2 separate regions of the Homo sapiens genome follow, and region 2 is linked to region 1. The links are chromatin contacts, found by Hi-C or POLR2A ChIA-PET in ENCODE. All regions are on one chromosome and are shown on one strand. The core of a region is the stretch at or near the end of the contact, and the rest is flanking DNA. Distances in the headings are between cores, read along the strand shown. Region 1 has its middle 46 kb from the start of MIR4289. Region 2 has its middle 89 kb from the start of MIR4289.

Evidence for each region. Hi-C counts contacts between places; a loop is a spot of excess contacts on that map. ChIA-PET counts read pairs that join two places held with the same protein, here RNA polymerase II (POLR2A).
Region 2: a loop to region 1 is called in a map of A673, with 2.7 times the contacts of the local background. The contact joins two enhancer-like sites. A Hi-C loop is called at or near these places in 5 of 168 maps with a recorded cell type or tissue (A673, GM18951, heart right ventricle and 2 more). POLR2A ChIA-PET finds 5 or more read pairs at or near these places in 2 of 52 experiments (BJ and PC-9).

The regions. Positions count from the first base shown.
Region 1 is chr9:88,789,898-88,793,479 of GRCh38, forward strand. No RefSeq gene overlaps it. Among named protein-coding and RNA genes, the nearest start is that of MIR4289, 46 kb to the left of the region's middle. Within about 2 kb of position 1,679, at least 4 of the 41 ENCODE cell types and tissues checked have a DNase peak (open chromatin) inside an H3K27ac peak, as active enhancers do; they include A673, where a contact is called at or near this core.
Region 2 is chr9:88,833,403-88,836,862 of GRCh38, forward strand. No RefSeq gene overlaps it. Among named protein-coding and RNA genes, the nearest start is that of MIR4289, 89 kb to the left of the region's middle. Within about 2 kb of position 1,820, at least 2 of the 41 ENCODE cell types and tissues checked have a DNase peak (open chromatin) inside an H3K27ac peak, as active enhancers do; they include A673, where a contact is called at or near this core.

The sequences.
Region 1 (3,582 bases), core at 429-2,928:
ATGATGGAATTACAAAATTATCACTTGGAAATCACCAAAAGGGTGGTGATTCAGGGAGAAGTCATTACTAGGTGTTGTGGCTAGTAAGTGGGAGTTGACGAGAAAAGGGTAGAGTTGTAGTCTCAGTACATCATCCACAACATAATCATCAATTGCAAAGGAGAAATGCTGACTTTGCTGAGGAGAGGACTGGCAGGCTCTGAGGTGATGAAGGCGACCCTCTGCAGGAGTGGGAAGTGCCCGCATCATGTGCACTGAGCACTGCATGGTTTCCATCATGGAGACCTGGCCTGAGTCTGTTGTGAGGACATACCATGCCTCAGTTTCTCTAAAACTACCAAGGACATGAGAGACAGAGAAGGGGCAAGGAACTGCTCCAGACTGAAGGAGACTGAAAAGACAGGACAACTGCATATGGCGTGCAAACCTGGATTGAATTATATGCCAGAAAGGAAGTAGAGATGGTGCTGGGAAAGCTGGCACAATGGGGATGGTGTCTGTGGGTTGGATGCAAACGTATTGGTGTGGGTTTCTCAATTAGAGGAGTTGTGCAGTGTTTATGTAGGAGAGTGTCTTTGGGGAAAACACACTGCAGTATCTAGGGGTATCTGCAGCATGCTCACAAATGGTTCCAAAACAGATGAGTGATTTATGATTATAGATGGATAGAAGAAAGTGTGATGGTGAAAATGATGGTAAAATTTAAGCCATCATAGGAGAAATGGGATTTTTAAAAAATATTATTCTGTTAACTTTTTTGTAAGTTTGATCTATTCCAAAATATGTCATTAAAAGTACAGAAATGCTGGGATAAATAGTATCCTGATAGAATGAGATAATGAGCTTTCTATCATTATTAGGCAAAAATTTAATTAGCCACTAGCAGAATCTACTCTCTCAGGTTAATTATAGTGGAAGTATCCCAAAAATGGAAACGAGAGTTACTCAGTTTTCAATCAGGGTGACAGAGTCACAAAACTCTATGACCCACAGCAAAGCAGTGTTCATTCACCAGGAATTTCCCAGGGAGACCTGAACATCTCTTTATTTCATTTTAAATTTTAAAATAAACATCTTTTCACCTTGAAAGTCCTTAAAGAAAACTTAAAATATACTGAAAAGTAGGGAAAAAGCACAGAGAAAACCTAAATACAGCTCTTGTTAATATTTTGGTCCATTTTCTTCCAATTTTTTTGAAGCAGAATTTTGCTTTTTTCTCTTTAAGGACAAGTCTAATTGTATTTATGTACCTTTTTATCCTCTGTGTCTTTCTCTTAGCATCTCAAGCATTTTCCCATGTTGTTATGTAGTCTTTCTCAACAACTTTATTGGCCAATAATACTCCATCAGGTACAGGTGCCTGCTGGGAGTCTCTTAGCCCTGCCCTGTGGATGGCAGAGGAGGAAGTGGTCAGGCCTTTGTCAAGCTTTTGAGTCAGCCCACCTGGGCCTTCTGGGTCCAAGACAATCCCTTTTGCAACTAAGTCAACTTTTCTAGAATCTCCCTGTTACTTACAATCCAAAGCATTCTATCTGCTTCAGTGGGCTCCTGAATTTTTGAATTTTGTCTGGAGTGATAAAAGAGCTCACAGTTCAGAAGTTGTAAGTAATTTGTCAGTGACAGAAGAACTCATGGCTTGGAGAAGACAGGAAAGCATTACCCTGCCAGGAAATGTTCTTATTCATACCACAGTGTGAGGCAATGGAAGCAAACATTCTCATTTGACTTGGGAAAGCTTTCAACTTTCATCCACCCACACCCAGGACCTTTCACTTATGAATAACAAGTGCCTTTGGGGTTGGTTTGGGTGTGTGGATTTTGAGGATGCTCTGTGCTCCTTTAGGCAGCAGGGAGTTTTTCCAGATGAGGAAGCCTGCAGCCTTTCCCTCCTGAATGTTCTCCCTTCAAGAAGCAGACAACTAATGACGCCTTCCTCACGCCTGTTGCTTATATGGCTTCCACAGTGCCTTGACTTATCTTATCTCATGGGGTTTGGGCAACCACTCTTGGAAGTAGATAACTCTCATTATTAACTTCACTTTGCAGATTTCGAAATTAGGGCCTAAAAAGGTTAAATGACCTGCCTGATGTTACACATGCAGAAAGTGTGGGGTTATTTGTACATCTGATTTTCTAAGAATGATAACATTCATGTTTGATGATCAGTAGTGGTTAAGAATACAACACTGGGCTTTGTTGTCAATAGACAACAGAGTCAAGTAAGATAAAAAAACAAAGTAAGCTAAAGTATTGTCAGTAATTTACTTTAAAAATTCTTAAGTTTTTAGAATGGTGTGTGTGTGTGTGTGTGATATGTGTGTGTATGTGATGTGTGTGTGATGTGTGTGTGTGGTGTGTGTGTGTGTGTGTGTTTATGTCAACATTGATCTAAACTCCCAGGGCTTTTATTTACCATGTGGAGGACACTAATGAGGAATCCTAACTACCTTAATTTAGACCTTAATTTGGAATCAGTTTTCCAGAAACAACTAAGGCAAGCCTTTAAATATTACCATCAGAATCAGCAGTAACAGGTCCATTGATCAGTGTAAGGACTGTTGGATAATTTATTTTGATGAAATAAGTGGCATAATTATATGTGATTGGTTGCAAGACTGGCAAAGTTGCCTCCACCCGTGTATGAATGGAGTAAAAGCATCCAGCAAACCCAGTAGTCTCCCCACTTTGGAGTGGTGCTCAGGATGTGGAAATCTGTTTCATCCTTCACTTGATCGGACTGACAGACCAGATGTTCCCACCTTCCCATAATGGTTGCAATTGCCAGGGGTGAATTCTTCTATACTTAATGTGCTTCCCAGGGAGCCTAAAAGGATGCAGCAGCATAGAAGCTTAAGAGATCACGTTTTATGAAGGATTCTGCATCAGCTGGTTCATACATAGAGCTAATAAATGTCTGTATGAGTTCAGTCTGAGACTTGCTTTCCACACAACACCTGGTAAGGAGGATTGGGAGAAGAGACATGGTTTCTGACCACCTCTAATGTTCAGAGGCTGTCAGTATGTCAGTATTTCCCCCAAATTATTTGGTATTTGGGAACAACCAAAGGGTCTTAGGTTGGAACACAACAATCAGGGTTCTCAGATTTCACTTGGATTTTTGTAGTTAAGGCCCTAATATCAGCCCTAAACCCTGTCTTCTCATATTTAAACTACAAGCGCATCTCTGTCACACAGTCTCTGGCTCCAGCATGGCCTCAGGCAGGGAATGGTCCAATCATGCCCAGTATGTCTGGGTCTCTGTAACCAGGAATCATTGTGGGATTCCAAGGAGCTCCCCATGTGTTGAGGAATAGAGAAGAGATTGGGATCTAAAGACATTGAATTCTGTAGGGGCATTCCAATATATAGATCCAAATCACAGGCCCACAGGGAGCATGCAAAGTGTTCATGCTGGATGGAGGATGAATGATTTAATCAGTGCAATCAGCCCACAGCAATTCCTCCAAACTCAATAGGAGGTCCATTACGGTTTACTTTTTAATGGAGCTAGACTTCCTTTAGCGTGGGACATGGCCCTAAAAAATAAAAAGAAAATTAATCAGACTTCTGGGTTCAGCTTTG
Region 2 (3,460 bases), core at 570-3,069, 44 kb after region 1:
TTGTCCACATGTCTGTGCTCAGCTACCCCTTGAGCCCAGGGTACATACTGGACAGTTGGTCAGTCCTCAGGAAGAGACCTACAGGAAGTGGGTTTGGGATGTTTGGGCAGTGAATTCTGGGTTTTGGGGTGTCACAAGCATGATCTAGAAGGAGGGGTACAGGCCCAAGGTGGGCACACCCCCTCTGCAGAAACGGACTCAGCAGAGCAGGACCAGTGTGGACTCTCTAAAGGCCAGCCCATCCTCCTCCTTTCAGGCTGAGGGCCTCCCTGGCCAGGCCCAGACCCAATGTCTGGCCTCATTTCCTGCTGTATGATGCCAGCCTTTGTAAGTCACTTGCAGTCCCCAAGAGCAACCTCTGTCTCATATCCCCATGGACCCATTTTTTATTATATGCCTGCCTGGGATCCCCCACTTGCTTTGTTCATCCACTGAACCCCCAACCAACACCAAAACTCCAGTCTGGCTCTTACTCTGTTGCACAATGATGATTTTATAGTCTGCCTTCCAGACCAGATGGATGTTCTCAGTCCAAGCACAATGCCCAACATAGGGTTGATATTTAATCAACGTATTGCCTGAATGAATGATTTTACTTGCCCTGCATTCTAGAAAAAATGAGAGACTAGCTTTTGTTCAGAGAGTCACAGAAAAAAAAATAAGGAAGGCTGGAATAATATGTGCTTATGTCATCTCCCTCCAGGCAGGTCTTGGCTGAAGGGCAGCAACTGTGGTCTGATCACCTCTTAAAGATCTTACCACTTAATATTGTTGTGTTGGGGATTAAGTTTCCAATGCATACCTTTTGAGGGATACATTCAAGCCATAACAGGCTTCAACATATTTCAGAATTTGAGGACAGGCACAAATATTCAGTTTATAGCTACAGGTGAAGGAATTCTCCTAGAAGAGAGAAAAAAGACAGCAAATAAAGAAGACAAAAGACCTAGAAGATAAATCTGGTGGTCAAACCATTAAAAAACAGAAATTCTAGATGAAGTGAAAAGGAAAAGATTAAGGGGAAGAAATTACCAAAAAAATTTCTCTAAATGGAAGTACATGCATCTCAAGATTGAACATATCCTTGAAAAGTCTACCACAATTAAATTTAAAAAAACAAAAACAGTCCAAGGTACATAATTATGGAATTTCAGGACACAACTGCAAAATAAAAACTAAGGCCAGGTGCGGTGGCTCACGCCTGTAATCCCAGCACTTGGAGAGGCCGAGGCGGGCGGATCATGAGGAGATCCAGACCATCCTGGCTAACACGGTGAAACCCCATCTCTACTAAAAATACAAAAAAATTAGCCAGGCGTGGTGGCGGGCACCTGTAGTCCCAGCTACTTGGGAGGCTGAGGCAGGAGAATGGCATGAACCTGGGAAGCGGAGATTGCAGTGAGCCGAGATCGTGCCACTGCACTCCAGCCTGGGCCACACAGCAAGACTCCGTCTCAAAAAAAAAAAAAAATTTGAAAACTCCAAGAGAAAAACAGATCACCTTTAACAGAACATAACTAAGAATGTCATTAGCCTGCATGAGGAAGGCAATAAAGCAATGCCTTCAAAATTCTGTGGAAGAATAATTTGGAGTGTAGAATTCTAATATCCACAGCAGATATTAAATAAGTATGATTACAGAGTGAAGACATTTCAGGCATGCAAGAACTCAAAATGTTTACTTCTTATTCAGTCTTTCCTCAGAAGTTACTTAAGGTTGCACTTATCTAAAATGAAATACTAGATCAAATCCACCAAATAGAGCAATGTGTGAGCTTTTAGAAGCTGTTGAGCAGTCCTGGAGAACAGCCAGCCAAGACCAGGAAGGATTCCAGGAAGGACCTGAAACAATGAAGTTTGGAGGTAAAATAAAGACTATTAAAGAGGAAGACATTGCTTGATAAGAAGTCAAATTAACAAAAAAAAAACCTCTAGAAAACCAGACTCAAAAGAAGAGGAAATTGTGGTAAACCACAGTCGCATAAGAGCAGGGTAATGTAAGTGCCCTCTGTCTAACTTAAAGTAGTGTTATGACTATACTTCAAGATAGATAAAGGGAGATGAAATGTAGTTTGAGAGAGCTAGCTTCTCAATTATCAGAAGTTAAATAATATCTAAATATTGAATGAACCAAAAATGTAAGCATACTACTTAGAGTTGTAAATGTAACTACCCTAAGAAATAGCTAAAAATGTTGAAGTGTGGTTATTACTGGGAAACATGATATATTTGTTTAAGCAGGATTTTTATATGACAATATTTTTTATTTATATAATGATACTTTAACCATATATCACTCTGATAAAAATGTCTTAAAAGTTTATTTTAATATACTTGTAGTTTGGCTTCAATTTTTATTTTATATTTCATTTCAGAAACTAATGTGACACCCATGTCAACCATTCTTGAGCTGCATTAACGTACAAAGAGACTTGAGCAATTTGCCTACTTTTCATCGAGCAAAATTTTGTTTCCCAAATCCAATTATTCAATCTCTAAATTGCTTGCTTCCCACTTCCTTTTCGTCATAGTCTCTTTATATTAATACCAAACTTGGCTTTTTTTCCTTCCTTTTATGGCCTCTCAGCCCAAACCACCAGTCCCTAGATAACTAATTATCTGTGTCCTCTGGCCTCATCCCAACTTTTTAGGGCAGTGAGCTAACACTTCTTTTTGTATGTTAGGAGTTCTCAACTTTTTTGAAGAAACATGGTGCTTTCTAAAATAAATGGGAGAACATAAGACAAAGCAAAGCCAGAAGAAATTAATTTTCTTTGGAAAATCCCAAAAGTCAGGAAAGTTTTCTGAAGACTGAATATTCTTCACCACTCATTTTCACTTTTATTCATTCAACATTGTTTGAACCTTCACCCTGTAATGGGCTCTTTAGTGGCATCATGGCTACTAATGTGAGGAAGGTATGGAGAGCCACCTAACAGGGCTCTGCTCTTCTCTCCGCTGCATGTTCCACAGGCGCTCATGGCAAAACTCACCCAAATCTCTTCATGGTGACCACTTGTTCAGCCTTATATCTTCCCTCACAAGCATAGCCCTTTTCTGAGACTTGCATTTGCTTTAAAATTTTGAATTTCCAAATTCCCAATATGGTTTACTTCATAATTGAGACATAAAGTTCACTGCAGAAGAGAAGATACCCCCACAAGTCAGAAAATGCTCTTTAATTGTTTATTAAAAATGAAAGAGTGGAAATTATTGTGCAAATCCAAATAGAACAAATCTAAAAAATCCATACCAAGACACATTGTAGTCAAATTTCTGGAACCTAAACAAAGAAAAATTCTTGAAAGCAGTGTGAGAGAATGACACCTTAACCTATAGAGGAAAAGTCACTTAAATGAAAGATAATATCTCATCAGAAACCATGGAGACCAGAAGTAAGTGGCTTAAATTTTCTTTAAAGTACTGGGAAAAGAAACCCTACCAATAAGCATTCAGTATC